Linked DNA regions of Homo sapiens: region 1 is linked to region 2. A link is a loop called in an ENCODE intact Hi-C map of the cell type or tissue named here. Cell type or tissue: HCT116. All regions are shown on one strand. Links, peaks and the distances in the headings refer to the core of each region. The heading gives the core; the rest is flanking DNA.

The links. A loop is a pair of places that touch in the nucleus more often than their neighbours do. Peaks named below come from ENCODE experiments on the same cell type or tissue, not always from the same donor. Only the 100,000 strongest peaks of a DNase experiment are listed, where the experiment ranks them.
Region 1: it touches region 2 in a loop (2.5-fold over the local background); 4 of 110 quality-filtered maps call a loop at or near these places.

The regions. Positions count from the first base shown.
Region 1 is chr6:135,447,524-135,459,106 of GRCh38, reverse strand. AHI1 (Abelson helper integration site 1) reads left to right here. Exons shown (of 29, transcript NM_001134831.2): 9 at 1,394-1,613; 10 at 3,181-3,373; 11 at 5,671-5,766; 12 at 10,632-10,817. Among named protein-coding and RNA genes, the nearest start is that of AHI1, 44 kb to the left of the region's middle. In HCT116, for the core only: CTCF peaks have their summits at 7,102 and 7,304 (motif pointing left); a DNase peak (open chromatin) is centred at 7,336.
Region 2 is chr6:135,917,726-135,925,725 of GRCh38, reverse strand. The region is part of intron 1 of PDE7B (phosphodiesterase 7B); the gene reads right to left. Among named protein-coding and RNA genes, the nearest start is that of PDE7B, 70 kb to the right of the region's middle. In HCT116, for the core only: no CTCF peak of the experiment used is centred there; a DNase peak (open chromatin) is centred at 3,345.

The DNA.
Region 1 (11,583 bases), core at 3,507-11,506, 470 kb after region 2:
CCATGCTCATTTGAAAAGAATGCAATTTCTAATGTTGAGTGCAGTGTCCTATGTATGTCAGTTAGGTCAAGTTTAATTGTGCTCAGTTCTTCTTATTAATTTTTTTGGTCTACTTATTCTGTCAGCTGTTGAGAGAGGTATTAACATTTCCATTCCGATTTTCAGTTTATTTTTCTTGTATCTCTTGTCAAGTTATCACTTTTATCATAATGCAGCGCCCTTCTTTATCTCTAATAATTCATAGCCCTAAATACGATGGGAGATCCAGTTTTGCCCTTCAGTGCTTTTCCACTTAGCCATTTAGTCTTCTGTCTCATGCTGCTTCAAAATTTGGCAAATTCTTTGAGCAGGAGACTGGCTATATGTTAGACATCCTTCAGGTATCCATTTTTGTCACTGTAGCCCCCAAGCATGCCAAAATATCCGCTGGTTTCTCTGTCCCTCAGTAGCAACCTTCTGCCAGAAATCACACCTGGATTATCAACCTAGAACTGTGACCAGAATTGGTAGATGACCCCAGATGAAAAGTTGCTCTTGGTCCTTAGTGTAAATTGACCACACCCTCCAGGGCTTCACCTTTGCCTATTTTGTTTTGGTCCCCTTCCCCTGGCAGATCATGGTCTGCTAGCACCACAAGCCTGGGAGATTTCACTACCTCTCTAGCTTCTCTGTAGCATCAGAATTCAGTTTTGTGAGAAGAATTGGTCATGTGTTTGAGGCTTCTCAAATCTCCAGTTTTATCATTTTAGTCCTGTGGAATCACTAAAAGTTTTGCTTATTTCTCATTCTCCTGGCAGTGACTTTCTGCCTAAGCCAAACTCTCATCTTCAGCTCACACCCTGAATCAGCAAATGTCCCCAGAGACAAAAACAGCTGCCAGTCCATCAGCTGACCTCTGACTGATTCTCCCTTTCTGGAATTTTAATCTGTCTACTATATCTTCTTTCTGTACTTTTCTGATGCCTTTAAAATTTAAAATAAGATATTTGTAATTTATTTGGCTCTTTCCAGTTGTTACCCAAAGTGTTTACCTGCTGCATCCTACTGCATCCCACCCAGAATTAGAAATTCTAGTTGTCATATATATTCTACTTAGAAAATACCTGGATAAAGTTACTTTTCTGACTTTGACTCTCTTTTTTTTCTTTTTGTGTTTCTCCTACTTATTAGGAAAAATATAAACAAGGATTTTTCACCTTATTTGTAATGTATTAGCAAATGTAGTATTTTACTTTCACACTATGGTTTGCTGTTGTCTGGCTTTTTCTTTCTTTCCCCCTGAAGTTCCTTTGAACACAGTGAGATCATCACAGATCTTAAAGATTAGGTTATATGTAAATACTACTATGGGAACAACTAATTATAACATTGATTTTTTTTTCCATGCGTGTAGTTGCAGATAATAATGAAGATGTTGATGGTGATGGTGTTCATGAAATAACAAGCCGAGATAGCCCGGTTTATCCCAAATGTTTGCTTGATGATGACCTTGTCTTGGGAGTTTACATTCACCGAACTGATAGACTTAAGTCAGATTTTATGATTTCTCACCCAATGGTAAAAATTCATGTGGTTGATGAGCATACTGGTCAATATGTCAAGAAAGATGATAGGTAATTTTTTTTAATTGCACAACTAATTCTTGAAACTGAAACTAGTAGAAGTCTTTTTTCTGCCATTGGTAGTTGAAAGTCAGTGGGAATAGAGTTATGGATTTGTATTAGAGAATAGTCTACTAGTTGTAGGTGTTCATCAGTCATTAACATTGATCAGAATGTTGTAGAAGAAATGGAGAACATCTAATTCAGTAATTACTTTTTTTCCGAGATGGAGTCTCGCTTTGTCGCCCAGGCTGGAATGCAGTGCTCAATCTTGGCTCACTGCAACCTCTGCCTCCTGGGTTCAAGCGATTCTACTGCCTCAGCCTCCCAAGTAGCTGGGATTACAGGCACTCGCCACCACTCCTGGCTAATTTTTGTATTTTTAGTGGAGGCGGGGTTTGGCCAGGATGATCTCGAACTCCTGACCTCAGGCGATCTACCTGCCTCACCCTCCCAAAGTGCTGGGATTACAGGCATGACCCACCGTGCCTGGCTCAGTAATTACTTTTAAGTGGAAGGGAATAATTCATTTTAAGTGGTAGAGAGCTTCTGCCAGCTTAGTAGATGTAATTTATGACATAAAGTTGCATTGTAAATATTTTATATTGCATTGTAAATGCTTTAATTGTCTAACCTCATATTTTTCTTTTGAAAGTAATGTTATCTGGGCTTCAGGTAAGGTAAATGAATCTTGAATGTTTTTTCTAAGAGTACTTCTATAGCTAATGCATGCTTGAAATCCCAAATGAAAAGTACAATGAAATACACATTTATACTAGAATTTTTTAAAAAATTGTTTGGAAAGCCAGTGGGGAATGGAAACAGGAAGATTGTCCAAAAAAAGCCCATTCACCTATTCATTTGCCTTAGGGCACACAAAGAAAATATGACAACTCAAAGGGTTTACAGTCTTGTGCCTTTTTTATGTAAAATCAATTTTATGTCTTTTTTTTTTTTTTTTGAGACAATATCTCACTGCGTCTCACTGGCTGGAGTGCAGTGGTGCAATCACAGCTTACTACAGCCTCAACCTCCCTGGGCTCAGGTGATCCTCCCACCTCAGACTCCCACGTAGCTGGGACTGCAGACATGTGCCACCATGCCCAGCTAACTTTTTTTCTATTTTTTGTAGAAACGAGGTTTCATCATGTTACCCAGGCTGGTCCCAAACTCCTGAGCTCAAGCAGTCCACCTGCCTCAGCCTCCCAAAGTGCTGGGGTTACAGGCTTGAGCCGCTGTGCCTGGCAATGTCTATTTTATTATAAACTCTTACAAAATTCTGAAGGAGTTAGTTTATCCCAGCTTTATATGGCAAAGGTATAATCATACTTCTCACTTTATATTTCTATAATAAAATAATCATGTGAAACCAATTGATAGTAGACAAATATAAGATGGACTGTTACTTTTAAGTCTTATAAAATTTGTAAGTTTCTAGATGGACACTCAGAATAATTTTTCCTTTTGTATTATTATGACTATTCATTATTTCTGGTTGCCTCACCTTGTACACTATATATTTTTTTCTCACCTCAAAATTATGAAAATTGTGTTAATGGAAGTATCTTTTTTTGTACAGTGGACGGCCTGTTTCATCTTACTATGAAAAAGAGAATGTGGATTATATTCTTCCTATTATGACCCAGCCATATGATTTTAAACAGTTAAAATCAAGACTTCCAGAGTGGGAAGAACAAATTGTATTTAATGAAAATTTTCCCTATTTGCTTCGAGGCTCTGATGAGAGTCCTAAAGTCATCCTGTTCTTTGAGGTATGAATTGAATGGACCAATTCAAATTAAACGATAGTTAATATTTAATAGCACAAATGTAAGCTATTATTTTTAGTAGTCCAGTAAGGCAAAAAAAAAAGTTGTGTGAGAATTTAATCTCTAGGATTTAGTTTTCCAATGCTGTGGAATCAAGTGAGACGCCCTTTTATAAACAGTGATAGCATATTTGCTGAGTGTTTACTATTTAACCATTTGGCCTACTTTGTATAATTTAATAATTACAACAGCTCTGTGACTGTTAACTGTAGTGAAGTGATGAATCCACTCGATATGAATGCATTTCTCCATTTTAAACCCATTTCACAAAGCATAAACTCATTTAACCATGTCAGGCACCCTAAGAATATGTGTACCACCTGGATAAATAAAGATAAATGTACACAGATCAGTTAATGCAGTTTAATATGTAACCAAAAATGATGTAGAACTTATATGTGAAGGGTTAGTGGCGGGTCAGTGGAGTCAGGGAAAGCTTTATGGAATACATGGCTTTTGAGCTGACTAGTTGTTATTATATAATTTTCTTACTGAAAATGATAACAAGGTTTGGAATAAAAGTGATTTCCCCAAAGTTACTCGAATTTTAAGTTAAAAAAAATGCGTTTGCAGATAGTTTGAACCTAGAATACCACATTTCTTTACTCTATCATGTGTTCTGTCTCCATAAGCAAAGGACAATAGAGAAAGCCCCCTTCCAGTGTAAGCTAGATGGAGAAGTTTAGCATGGGAACAGCAGGGGACTTGGCATAACCAGTGCCGAAGATTCATTTTGTAGAATTACTTGTTTTTATGATCCTTGACTTTCAGGTTGTCTATTTGTATTTATGATACAAATATTCCAATATTTACATTTGTGATTATGTTGTGTGTGATTTACATAAAGCTGTTATTGTTGAAAAATTGATATAATTTGTATCTTAAGGAATTTTTTGTCTTCAAACTTTGTCATTTGTTACAATTTTCTTCTGTATTCATTTTAGTATTAAGAGATGAAGAAGGATAGATTGTTGTATTATAAACGCTTTTGGTTGCTTCTTAAGTTTTAATGTAATATGTTATTGCCTATGCAACTGCTTTTTGATCTCAGTTTTTTAAGTGTTGAGGACAACTTGATAATGTCTCACAGTCTTTAAAACCATTATTTTACTCTTAGGTATTTATCTTAAGGAAAAAAATGACAAGTCCGTGAAGATGTGTGTGCAAGGATATTTATTTCAGCACTGTTTATAATAGCAAAAATTTTAGGGAGATAAAATAACCTACATTTAGATCAGTAAGAGATTTGGTTAAATAAGTTATAATTTTTGTTAAATTTATGGTATTTGTGACAGAATAGTAGGCAGTCATTAACATTACGGTATTCATGTGTATGTATTGACATGAAGAGATATTCACTACATACTATATGAAAATAATTTGTGAAATAGCATTATTAGATTTGTAGTTCCACACATATGTTTAGGAATGCACAGAAAAAGATTTGGCCTGCAAACTAGATGTTAATGGTGACCATCTATGGGTCTGGATTACAAGTTGTTTTTACTTTGGATCTATATATTTTTTATATTATGTTTTCACTGAGCATGTATTATATCTGTAAAAAAGATTTAGGTATCCAAAAAGCACAGATGATTGGAGTCTGTATCATTTCTTAAGCAGTCTTCTTTCTATAAAAATCTCATTTTCGCAGCTGAGCTTTTAATAAGCACCAGTAAGTTTGAAGTGATAGCCTTTGATAAATATCTAGAATACGATCTCTGTGGCAGGTTGGTTGCAAATCCATGAGCTTTAATGTCCAGACAGGATAGAGGAATGGAAGAAATCCTCTTGAGAAGCCTAATTATAACATACATCCAAAGAGAAAAACCCCAACTTCAGGAAGGTGATCCAAGACAAAGACCCAGAAATAGGGTTGTGAGTTTTTTAAACAAACAATCCTTTAAAGTCTGCTGTGATACATAAAAAACAATGAAAGCTTAAGAATTCTATGCCTATTATATTTGTACCTAGGTTATATTTGAGGTGATTAACACTTTGCTTTGGATTTGAAATAAATCATAGTATTTATTAATGAAAGATAAAATAGTCAGAAAATGGACCCTCCCTAACTGAATGAGTTAACTTTAAGGTGAATGAAATGAGATAAAAATGTTTTTATTCCCTGTAAAGGTTAATGTTTTTAAGCACTATACAAATGATTTTTTAAAGTTTTAATAATGTACCATTAGAAAATATTAAATTTTAGGTAGCTTAGTCTTCTGTGAATTTATTTGCAGATTCTTGATTTCTTAAGCGTGGATGAAATTAAGAATAATTCTGAGGTTCAAAACCAAGAATGTGGCTTTCGGAAAATTGCCTGGGCATTTCTTAAGGTATGTTTTTCATCCATTTTAAACACTTTAAAACTAGTCTTCAAATTTAGTTGGCTGCTTTCTCCCAAATCAGTTTGGTCTCATATAAGGAATTAGAATCTAAGGTAATGTTGTAGGGATGAAGAGTTACTAATTCAAGCTCAGGTTATGCTCATTCAGATTCTTAAATATTTATTGATGGCCCAGTATGTGCCAGTTACACTATTTGGTTCTGAGGATGTAGCATTAAAAAAGACACAAACAGCCATGCCATTATTTATTCAGTTCAAAAAATATTAAGACTTTTCTATGTGCCAGCTACTGTTGTCAGTGGACAAAGATGACAAATTCCTTGAACTCCTGGACTTCATATTCCAGCAACACAAACATAAAACAATTGATTTCACAATTTATCATTTAATTATAAATTTTTATAAATATCGTAAAGAGGTATAGGATGGATGATGAACTGTGGGGTCAGGGAAAACATTCCTGAGGAAGAGACACATTGCCACCGGTGGGGAAGAAATGGTCTATGGTAGAGGGTACAATATATGCAAAAACCCTGATATTTGAAGGAGCAGGGTTAATTCAGAAAATCAAAAGAAGGCCACCAAGATTGGAGGACAGAGACTAAGGGGAGAAGAATGGTGCATGAAGAGGTTGCTAAGGTCAACGGGATGTTAATTATGATGAGGTCTTCTCAGTCATTATAGCAAGAGGAAGCCATTATAGAATTTAAAGAGCAATGGGAAGCCACTGTGGGATTTTAAACAAAAGAATAAAATAATCTGATTTGTGTTTTAGAAAGATATATACTCTGTTATGTGGAGAACAGATTCTAGAGGGAGCAAATGTAGATACTTGAAAATCACATTAGGAAATTCTTAACAGTAGTCTAGGTAAAAAATGTCTTTGTACATTTGTCTTTGACTAGGTGTCTCTGACTAGGATGTCTTTGACGAGATGTTTCAGCAAAGATGAAAGGCGTAGATTGATGTTTAAAAAAGGATATTTTAATTTTGTAATTATCTTTTCCTTCAAACATCAATTTAAATTATGAAAAGTCTTGAGTAATTATTTTGTACCATCTTATAAAAACATTTTCATTTGTGAATCCATTCATTCAACAAATATGATCTATAAAATGTGAGACAGTCTGCTAAATTCAGTACATTCATAGATAAATTAGACATTGTATATAGCTGCCCTCCAATTTAATTTCTATACAGACCTGTTACCTACATTATTATGTGCTATAGAACAGATGCTGTTAAAATCCAGTTGAGACATTTAATCCATATTGGAGGTTAGAGAGAGATTTTAGAAGTTTTATAGTCAAAGGGCTGAACAGCCACCAGGTTGGCTATGGTGAGTAAGTAATTTGAGAGTGGCCTTAGCAATCACCTGGTCCAGTGTGCTATCGATGATCACCCTTTTATAAATCTGTTAATGCCTTTTTCCATAACACCTTCCATACTGATTTAGAGCAAAGAAAAAAAGCCATTAAAAAAAAAAAGCAAAAAACTCACTTTCACATAGTAAACAGTGCCATCGTGTGGTTTTATTAGAAACTGCATTTCTTTTATGCTAAGATTTGTGCAGACCTGCAGAATTTACTGTAAGTTGCACTTAGGAAGCAGTAACATATTTCAGGGCATTTCTACCTCTAAGTACTATATGGATTTTTATTTATTTATTCATCTTATGCCATTGGCAAAAATGGCAGTCAAGAATTCTTATCCCATCCCCACCCCCCAGAAAGAGTAAGGTATTCTATGTGCTTCACGTCTTCTAACACTTACCTGTCTTCTTCATTAGACTGTAAGCTTTTTAGAGTCACCAATGACTTCTTTTGGGTAAATATGTTGAACATTTTTAGTCCTTATTTTACTAGGTCTTTTTGCATTTAATATGTCACTCTCTTGAAACTCCATGCTATAATATCACCAGCTCCCAGCATATTAATGTCACATAGAAAGTGTTTGGTGAATATATATTGAGGGAATTAATCATTGATGATAGAAAGAGTGGCAAGGATAAAATTCATCTTCAAGAAAGTGGCATGACGGATGCAGTAGCTGACTCCTGTAATCCCAGCACGCTGGGAGGTGAGGTGGGCCGATCACTTGAGGTCAGGAGTTTGAGACCAACCTGGCCAATATGGTGAAACCCTGTCTCTACTAAAAATACAAAAATTTGCCAGATGTGGTGGTGTGCACCTGTAATCCCAGCTACTCGGGAGGCTGAGCGGGGAGGATTGCTTGGACACAGGGAATGGAAGTTGTAGTGACCTGTGATTGTACCACTGCACTCCAGCCTGGGTGACAGAGTGAGACTCCATCTCAAAAAAAAAGGGAAGTGGCATGAAGACAATTAAAATTTAAATCTTTTATTACCTATCCTGTTGGTACGAGGGATGTCTTGGATAATTGTTAAGTTATTACAGTAATTCAAATGAGACTTTATCCTAATTCTCAGCTATGCCTCAGATTCTCAGGTACTTTCAGTTCTTTTAGTACATATATGTGGCTATTCTTTTAAACTAAAAAGTAATAAAGCCTTATTTATCTGAGCTCTACATTATATAATTTATAACCATAATGGCAGGGTCTTGGCTGAATCTTAGTTGTTTACTCAGGCTAAGCAACGTATTAATGTAAACTAAATTGCCTGTTTAAATTAATCTATGGAAAGTATGATTTAGAAGCTGGGGAATATCTTTTTAAAATTACCGTGATAAGCTTTGGGGAGCTGTAGGAGAGTTTATCAAGGGAGTCTCGAGTGCTTATGATTTAATGACTGAACATATCTATTACTCAATTGGGAATGGTTCTTTACCCCTGTGTGTCATTTGACACTAATCACAATGTCACCCGCTCAGCTTATAACCTCCATTGTCTTTACATTCTTTCCTAAAGGGGTAGGGGAAAAGATGGGCTATATTTTGCCATCTCTTTTTCCTTGTTGATGCATCATTCCTTAACTTATCATTCCTGAACAACGTTCTGAATTTTGCCTCTGCCACTAAAGCTTCTCCAACCAAATCACTAGTGATTTCTGTTTGCTAAATATATTGAACATTTTTTAGTTATTTTGTCACATCTATGCATTTAACATATCACACTCTTGAAACTCTGTTACCTTGGTTTTCTTGACACCATCCTCTCCTAATTTTTCTTATACCATTCTTTGAGTTTCCTTCATGGTCTTCTACCTACCTCCTTAATATCAGTCTTACTCATGGTTTCATCTTTAACCCACTTTTCTTGGAACCACTTTTCTCACCTGTGCTTCAGATTTGTAAATTCAGTCACCTGCTGGACATTTCAGCTTGGATGACTTATAGATATGTCAGATTCCTCCAAACTGAGTATCCGTGCTACTCTCTCTGCCACTTCAATTGGTGGTACCACCATCTGTCCACTCTCCCAGATTTACGAACTTAGAGTTACACTGTTTTGGTAGCTACAAGTCACATGGCTGTTTGAATTCAAATTAAATATAATTAAAAATTTACTTTCACATTTGTGCTAGCCATACTTCAAGTGCAGGGTAGCCACATGTGGATTCCGTATTGGTTAGCACAAATTGGTTAGAGTATTCCCATCATTATAGAAAGCTCTCTTGGACAATACTATCTTAGAGCCTTTCTTGCCTCTTTGTTTTTTTTTACTTTCCAAGTTACATAAGTCTACAAGTAACAGTTGTTAAATGTGTTCCCTGCACTCAGTGCCTATTCTTCTAATTTAAGATATTAAGTTACATGAGTCTACAAGTAACAGTTGTTAAATACCTTCCGGGCACTCAGTGCTTATTCTTCTAATTTAAGATACTTCATGTTTTGTGTGAACTGTTGCAAAGGGTTCAAACTATCTTTCTGCTCCTAATTTGCAGAAGACATAAAGGTTAGAAAGACGTTTCATTTCCTATTTTGAGTCATGGTCTAATGAAAGAGAACGTATTCTGAGTTGGTAAGATTTTTATGTTTCTCATAAAAATCTCCATTTAGGGCCAGGCGTGGTGGCTCACAACTGTAATCCCAACACTTTGGGAGGCCGAGGTGGGCAGATCACCTGAGGCCAGGAGTTCAAGACCAGCCTGACCAACATGGCAAAACCTCTGACTATACTAAAAACACAAAAATCAACCAGGTGTGGTGGCATGCACCTGTAATCCTAGCTACTCGGGAGGCTGAGGCACAAGAATCACTTGAACCCAGAGGAGGTGGAAATTGCAGTGAGCCAAGATTTTGCCACTGCACTCCGGCCTGGATAACAGAGCGAGATTCTGCCCAAAAAAAGAGACAAAAACCTCCATTTAGTTAGCTTAAATATAAGTTTTGTTTAATAGGGTTTTAAAAATAGACCTTTGAAAGAAGATATACTAAAATACTGAAAAAAATGTAACGAATGGCTTGAATGAGTTTAATTATCTTGAAATGATTTTAACTTTTTAAAAATTTAAAACATAAAATTTTAACCATTAAAAATACTGATATTAAACAAATGGAAGATTTGTGTCTTGTGTAAATATACAGTTTAGTCTTTATCATAATTATTTCAAACATGTGTATTGATCACTTCCTTTGTTCAGCGTGAAATCTGGCACAGTAATGTAAATGCTGTACCGACAGTCTGAAATTGTTGTACACGTGAAAAGAGAGCTATCAGGAAAATATTTTAAAAGCCATTTGGGCTACCTTTTGTCAAAAATGATCTGGAAGTGTGCTTAACTAACTATTTAATGTTCTTTGCTTTTTAAAACTAAGAAATTTCAGCATGCCATATTAATCTTTTAAAAATGTTTCTGACTTTATGCTATTGCTTTATTGGATATATTTATTTTCAATGAAGGTAACATTTTATATGAATTCTTATTTTAAGCTTCTGGGAGCCAATGGAAATGCAAACATCAACTCAAAACTTCGCTTGCAGCTATATTACCCACCTACTAAGCCTCGATCCCCATTAAGTGTTGTTGAGGCATTTGAATGGTGGTCAAAATGTCCAAGAAATCATTACCCATCAACACTGTACGTAACTGTAAGAGGACTGAAAGTTCCAGACTGTGTAAGTTAATAGTACATATTAAGTGTATATCATCTAGTGTTGAAATTAAATGGTGACATAGCATGTTTTTCATTTCTAAAAAGATAAGGCCTCTAATAATAATTTTAATAGATTTCTGGGGTTATATATTAAGCCTGTAATAGCTGATATTTAAAAGATGCTTAAATGAATTTTAAATGTGAAATGTGGCTTTTAGTATTAGGAAAAATGTTTTGTTATAATTTGATTTTCAAAAATTAAAGATAAAAGGTTGATTTAAAGCAGGAGTTGAAAAATAGTTTCTGTAAAGGGCCAGATAGTAAATATTTTAGGCTTTGGCCCTGTAGTTTCAGTCAATTTTGCCTTTATAGTGTGAAAATAGCTACATAGACATATGTAGGCCATAACTGAACAAATGGGTGTGATGTGTTCCAATAAAAGTTTATTTACAAAAACAGGTAGTAGGCCAGATTTGGTGTGTGGGCTGCAGTTTGCAGACTCCTGATTTCTGGGCACATTTTTCACAATATTATTCAAATAATCAGTATGTAATGTTTCTACTGCTGCTGTTTTCCATAGATTAATATTATAAATAATCTTAGCAAAGAATTGGCCCTAAAATAAAAAAGTTTTGCTTTTGTCTAGTTTCTTGTAAGACATTAATTTTTCAGGTCATTTGCACGTTCTGTAGCTGATATGTACTGTCACCACAGGGCTGATTTGCATTGGTTTGGATGGAGTTAAATCTATTATTTGAGAAATGAGGATTTTTAAAACTTGAGATTTT
Region 2 (8,000 bases), core at 1-8,000:
AAGGCGTTAAGATCATTCTAATTGTAAATGTTATTCAACCAGGGCTTTTGCTTTTTTGTTGTCTTTTAAGAATTATTTAAACAATATGCGCAGTATTCATTTCAGAATTTTTTTTTCATGCTGAAGTCCCTTGGGTGTTTTGTGGCAAGGTACTGGCAAAAATTCGTTTTCACTGAATTTCATCTAGTGAAATAGTTCTCAAAAAACTGATTTCACTAGTTTGCATGTCTTGCTGATTTTTTGTAGTAAACAGAAGAAGCTCAGTTTTGCAATGTAAGATCACATTGTAGTCAAACTTAAAATTTTAAATAATGTGTCAGCAATGAAATAAATTTGACTGAAAGCTAAAGTGACTATCTAGCTGAGATAGAGAGTGAGGTATGCCCTTTTTGGATAATGTGAGGGATTTCAACTGACAAGTTGAACATCTTATAATGTTATAACATTCCCCAGTGTTCACTCAAGATCTAAACTGCCTGAGGACCCTGTTACTGACTCTTTCCAAGTTGAACCCTTGGCAGTTAGGGAACATAATGTTTGTTGGGTATTTTTAATGATTTATTTTTTAAATATTAAATTTTCTACTTCTTTTCTTTCAGCTTCTGTTTCAGTTTAATTGAATAATATCTTGAGACAGGTTGGCATATAAACTATTAAAAATGTTCATCATTTTCAGCTACTTATTCATATGAAACAAGATTTTCCCCATTTTACAAAAAAAAAAAAAAACACCCAAATATAGAAATACAGTGTGTGCTGACGTTGATATAAAACTATATCCATCACCCAGCCTTCAAATGTTTGTGTTTTTAGAACAGCATCTTTTTTTGTTGTTGGTATTTTAAAAACCAACCTACCCACTCAACCTAACCACTTCTACTATATGACAAACACTTAATAAATTTTCCTTGTATTTTCCTATGTTACTCACTGATTGACTTTGTAAGTAAATATACTTTTACATTAAAAACTATATAGTACTATAATACTTTGATCTCTTTCATTTATTGGAAATTGTGCATAAGATTCTGCCACTCAAAAAAAAAAAAAGAAAAACAAAAATACTTAGAGGTGACATCCCACAAAAAAAAAAAAAAAAAAAAAAAAAGAGAGAGAGAGAGATTCCACTACTCAGAGTTTGAAATTCACTGTTCTAAGCAAGCATTATGTGGTAGAACAATTTCTGGTCCTGCTACCAGAAGACCTGAGTTTGGTTTCAGATACACCAAGTAGATGGTATGACTTCGGACACGTCACCTTGCTTTTCAGGCTCTCAGACTGCTCACCTATACACAGGGCAGGTTATGGCATTCTGGGGAAATTGAGGAAGCTAGGATGGAGCTGGAACAGAGAGAATCTAGAGGGAGCAGAATGTGGGGCCACCCTCAAAGCTCTACCATATGGTACAATATCCTTTGGATAGACTATATCTATTTCTCTACATCAGAACAATTAAATTGTTTCCAATTTTTTAGGTCATAAGGAGCATTGTGATGAATGTATTTTTACATGTTTTTTAGGTTAGGAAATTTTTCTGGAATAAGAATTATTGAATGAAAGAATAATAACTTTAGTTTTTTTCTAAATACTTTCTGTAAAACACAGGTCTAGAAAATTTATTCAAATTTTGGCCGGAATTGAATGAGATTGCCTGTGCACCTTCCTATCACTAATTGTTTTTACATTTAAAAAAATTTGTCAACTTGATAAGCAAGAATGTATTTATTATTGCTTTCATTAGATTTCTTAGATTACTAGTGAAGTTTAATATATGTTTGTGTCCATCATTTCTCTGAATTTCTTTTACTGTGTACTGCTAACCATCTCAGTTGTTATTTTTCTACTCTTGGTAACAACTGGTTGGTAATAGTAATTGTTTCATACAGTTTCTTTGATTATAAAGGATATTAATTCATTGTCATATTTTACAAGTATATTATCAAGTTTGTCACTTGTGTTTTAATTTTATAAAATTTCCATGTATAATTTCTACATTTTTATGTTGTCAAGTTTGACATTTGCTCTCTCATTCATGACTTTTATACCTTGAAACTCCTTCTGTGTGGTAAGACCACTATATGTGTTCATTTCTTTCTATTTTATATTGTTCTTAATACAAACAGCTATTCATCTACTTTTTTATGTTTTATCTGAGATTGGTATAACCTACTTTTTTCTAAAAAGTCAGTTCTGCCTATACCATTTTTTGAATGACCCATCAGTTTCCCATTGTTTATGAAGCTTTACTAATCATATACTAAACATTTCATATATAATACAAATCACTTAGTGTCAATTTTACATATTTTTAATATTCTATGAAATGTGATATTTATACAAAGATCTCTATATACCTTACAGATTAATTTTAGTTATCAGATATTTTTACAAAGTAATACTGCGTCTGTGTAATAGCTCTAAGGCAAGTCATGCATCTTCTTGGTGTCTCCATGCCTAGTGCAGAGTTTGCCACACAGTAGGCACTCAGTATATAGCTACGGAATTGTATGAGCCTTTTTCAAGAGAAATATTCTATTTTGTGTGACAAAAGAAGGGACATAAAGTAGACTACATAGATCGTGTTGGCTACTTCAGCTTCTTTCTCTTCTTCTTCTTTTTAAATAAACACTAATAAAACAGGATTGATATCTCTTGAAAGTTCTAGTGAAGCAGGGAGGTTTTCCAGAAGGTGGTTGGATCCCTTTATTAAAAGCATCTGTGCCACGGCCACTGGCAGAAGCCCAAACATCCTGAAGTGGACGGCTCTGGGAAATCAGAAAGATAGAACACAGCCAAATTCTAAGATGGAACAAATCGTAAAGTCATACTGCATCTTAATTTGATGACCCACAGGAAAGGTTTTTCTGCCTCATCAAGTCTATAAAGCAAGGTATTTATGGTTTTCTTGAGCACTTAATAGGTAACAAGAGTAATGTATAATGATGCTATTACACTGACTTAACATAGACTGTTTCTTAAGGTATGTTGTTAATTTTACTACTTTGATTTTCTCCATGTGTGATTGATTTTGCATTCATTGTTTCATAATATATATCCAGCCTCAGTAAAGCATTCCAAAAGCAGAAGCAAGCAAGCACTTAGGGAATATTCACATTAAAGAAGTCTTGTAACTCAAAAGATGAAAAATGCCATGTATCTCCTCTCCAATATGGTAATTAACAGCTGAAAGTCAACTCTGGATCATCTGTATAGTGGGGCAGTAAAGGGCATATAAAATCATAAATAAACCCAGACTGGTTTTTGTTTTGGAATGGCTCCTGTACTTCCATATGAATAAGAGAGTGACTCACCCCCTTGGGAATTCACAGTACATCAAACCAAATTAGGAAGCCAGGCAGCTGTGACCTGGTTTTGTAAGGGCCAAGAAAACTACAGAGTTTCACTACTGAACCTAGTAACTCAAAATGATTCCCTGGTTCCCATGCCATTTGATACATGGGTGTACCTTACTGACTCATATAAAATGCCACTCTGGGCTTGTGTTTTCTCTTACCTTACCCAGAGTTGTATGTGAGGAAATAAAGGCTTGAGAGATCTTGAGGTGGCAGTTTACAGGAGGGTAAAAGGAAACAGGAGTTAGAATAAACAATGTTAGTAAAAACTTGGATGCAAGATTGACCTTATGCAATCTCTAAGGTAAATCCCCAAGATTTATTTCATATAACTACAGTAAAAATAACCCTCATGAATTGAGTTCTAATACTAATGCTCATTTCAGGTACATTGAATTGAATGAGGGAGAGAGTTCTAAACTGCTTGTTCTCAGTCTACTCCAGTAAGTTTTATTTTTCATTGTTTTGGGGATGCTTTTGGGAAGGATAGGAGGTTGGGATGAAAGTATAAGGGGTATTTTTTTATAGTAGAAAGGGATGTGGAGAACAGGGTAGAAAGAGACTCTGATTGTATTAATTTAGGATCTGATAATATTCGTCCAAATTTGATACACTCACAACCTACCCAATAGCTATGACTTTTTGGTACCTGGTTTAATTTTCTGTGAAGGTATTAGAATAAAAATTAGGAGATATATTCTATTTATTTATTTTCATTGGCAAATCAGCCTTGTTTCTTAAAGAAAATGGAAACCTGTTTTTATAAAGAATTACTGAAGTAGTTTTCCTTGAAAAAAAAATCTTCAGAATGTCCAGATGATGGATATATTATGCTATGAAAATTTTAATATAGGGGAACATCTCATAATGGAAACAGCTTAATAAGCAGGGAATTTCCATGCACTGATTTCTGTAGAAACTCTAGTATTATTTTTATTCCTTGTTTGGTTACAAGCAATGTTCTCTTGGCTTTTGTTCAGGGTAAAGCTTACAAAACTGCCTGTTGGGTTCTTTCATCGTTATTGTTGCCACTGGAAGGGCTTTTACCACCACTTTTGAACTCTACAGCCTCCTGAATATATCTGTCCATCTAAGAAAAGGATTAAATTCAAGATAACCCTTGTCATCTGCATGCTGCCACATGGTTAGGATGAAGACTGACACACGAGACAAGTGATGGTAAGTTGGAAATAGCCTGTTATCCAAGAAACGACAGTTATTTTCTTATTTTATACTCAAAGAAGTGTGGCACTAAACCAAAATATTGTCGTCTACACTCACTGACTTTAATAGGCGATCCTCCTCGGGGCCTGACCACCCCCAAGCTCTTTCTGTCTTACCCTCTATTATTCTTTTAACAAAGCTTGAAAATTTATAAGGAACTTTGCTGGCACCTCCCAAGAGAAAAAGAATTCACCAGTGGCCACTACCAGCACCACATTGTTTATCAGAACATAAAGTTCGGTTGAAATCCCGCAGTGACGTCATCCCCCAGCACTTACTGATGAAGCTAGGGACAATTCCAAGACATTTTCAATGGGATTGGATACTCTGCGCAGGAAATGGTCAACCAGCTTGTACTTCAAAGACTTTTCCTCTACTTAGGTTGTGCTTAGCTCTTAAAAGACGTGGAAAGGAACCTAAATCACAGACTCAGGCTAAGTTGATTCTTAAAAAGATTCCAAGAGAACTTCATATGCTGTGGTTATTTTTCTGTGGGTTGATAACTTGATGTAATTACTGGCATTTAGGTGACTCTTTTTCTGAAACATCGTTAGACTCATGGAGACTTTGCTCTAGGAATGGAAAAACATTCACTATCATATGGGTGACACAAAAATAGTCCAGAGAGACTGGTCTTTTAGGAGGTGGAGCTGCAAATGGTTTGAAAAGCAAACTGCCCACATTGATGGGGAGGGTCATGTATACCTAGATGTTGAAAACTAGGATCAAAGAAATAACTTCTCAAAAGACTAAGAGATCAGAAATTTAGGATACATGTATTTAGATGGAAAAAGAAGCATGGGGAGGACTTGACATGCTATATGCCAACCTAGGTGTTAAATATTTAAACTTTTTCTCATTCTATAATCTATGTGTTCTCTATTCTAATTGGAAATGATATGAAGCAGATATAGGCACATTTTCTATTTATAGAAATGCATTATGATCTTGAATTCTCTTTTGCCAATGAAATTTTTGGATGACACGACAAATATTCTTATAAAATTATTAAAGAAAATGACTAAGCTAAAATTAGTGAAGGCTCATGATCACTTTTTAAAAAATCTGAATGTTTCAACATTATCTAGGATACTTAAGACAAGAATATAACCTTTTAGGGTCAGGAGACCTAGGTTTAAGTTTGGTTTTCTTATTTATAAAATAAGGATAGCAATATTTACTTTAAAGATTTCTTGTGAAGGCTAAATGAGCTAATTTTAAAGAGTTCTCTAAACAGTAGTGGTAGTAATGATAATAATAATAAAAACAACAGATGAGGCAGAGTTTCTTCAGTGCTTACAATGTGAGGGGCACTGTTCTGTCCTGTATTAACTCCTTTAATTTTCGCAACTCCTTCGTGGATCAGATACTATCCTAACAACCCTTTAACATATAAAGTCAATCATAGAAAGGTTAAATAATTTGCTCAAAGTCATTTGGTTAGTAAATGGCAGGATCAGAATTTAAACTCTCTTCTATTTTGTGCTGCTTCTGCCCATGCAGTTCATATTGAAACACTAGGAAAAAGAAAATATAGTATGCTTTGCCTAAAGACCACCTATGTAATAAATATGACACAAGTAATCTAATGAGGATTATGTAGTCACAGTAGGGATGTACTACTGTCATGTTGAGAGAAAATCTATATGTGGTTGTAGGGACTAATAGAGCGATTCACAGTGAGGACATGATTAAGTGTAGAAATTTTTCATAACATTTTATTGGGTGGCAGTATCTTAGATATTTCTTTTTTCTTAGCAAAGTTCTTCAAGAAGTCATAATAAGCCACAGAGTCACGTTGGTAACATCTGGAAGACTGGTTCCCTAGGTAAGCCTCCTAAAAGGCCTCTTGTTAGGTCAAAATGAATAAAGGGTTCATTATCTGCTGCCCTTATTTTTCCATTGAAACTGAAAACTTTCAAAAAAGGAGGCGTTCGGTAGCACAAGTGGAAAGATTGGCTTGGCTTGTTCTCTCTGCCTATTATAGCCAGAGGAGTTCTTTTGTTTTGAGAAGACATTTATGATTCTTTCCACAAGCTGAACACACATTTACCCGGGAGAGTAACTCCCATACTCAGTTGAACTGAAAAAGTGATATAATAATATTTTGATACTTTCATATTTCCCTTTATTAGGAATAATAATTTGGGGAGTTTTTAAAATGAATACATAAGGCAGTTAGCTTTAAAAATTTCCCATAATACCGCAGAGGAAATAAACACAACACAAAACAATTCCCATGTGAAAACATACTAGCCAACTTATAGTGATAATCTGATCGGAAACACTTTGTTCATTATAAAATGTTAGATACTATATTTCAAACATGAGAGAAATCTGATAGTAATCCCTGTCCACGCATAAATGGAATGCCTTAAAATGCCATAAGATATTGTATTTCCACCTTAAACACCTGTGTGGCATAAGTCACCCACAGGAGCTATCTTTTATAATAAAAAAGTAAACTTGCTTTAAATAAAATTGAAATTCCAAATATTTTTTAATTTATTTAAAATTTATTTATTTAATTTATTTAATGGACTTTCATCTTACAGGAGGGGATACGCTGTCTTTTGCAAATACTTTCACTCTGCTTCATAGCTGCACATATTCTAGTAGTGGTACAGAAACAAAACTGGAATTCTGGTTTCAGAGATGACACCAGATGTGAAAGATAAAGAAAATGTCTTAGGCCTAGTATACTTATTTTTTTTAGATTCATAAATAATGATATGGGTAGCTGCCATTCCCAGCCATGACAAAATAATCAGTAATGATGAATTCATCCAGCCATAAACTATTACAAAACTGAACAAAATGTTTGAAGCAACTGTTTCAGATGTTGGAAAACATTCAGAGCAGAATTATGGTTCCTAGGAGAAAGGAATACCATGATAAGAGCCCTCCAGTTGCCCCAGCTCTCTGTCTAGGCACAGGGAGGAGGAGCCAAAGCAGAACCCAGGGATCTTGCTGACCTGAGGAGGAACACACTTTGAGTTTGAGGCTAGAATTTTGAACCAGCCACCCAGAGAGAAGAGAACTAGAAACTGCATAGAGAAGAAAGACCAGAAATCTGCATAAAGGTTCTTTTAAGACTTGGACAAATATTAACCTCCTCGTTCATGTCCAGGGAAAAACTACAAGGTACAACAATGTAGCTCTATTGGGGAGCTGTGAGTGAAATGAAGATGCCAGGGCCACAAAGAGCTGGGAGTCACAAGAGTTCTGGCCAACCAAAGGAGAGCGGGCTCACCGACACCTTGGGCATGCAGCTGAGATCTCCAATCACCATACTTTAAGAGGGAGGCCACTTTAGCCCTGCAGACTATGTCCTGGCAAAGCTTATTCACAGGCCTTAAAGGAAGCAACTGATTCATAAGTAAATTAACTTCCTACCAGGGCAAAATCCAACAATTATTAAAG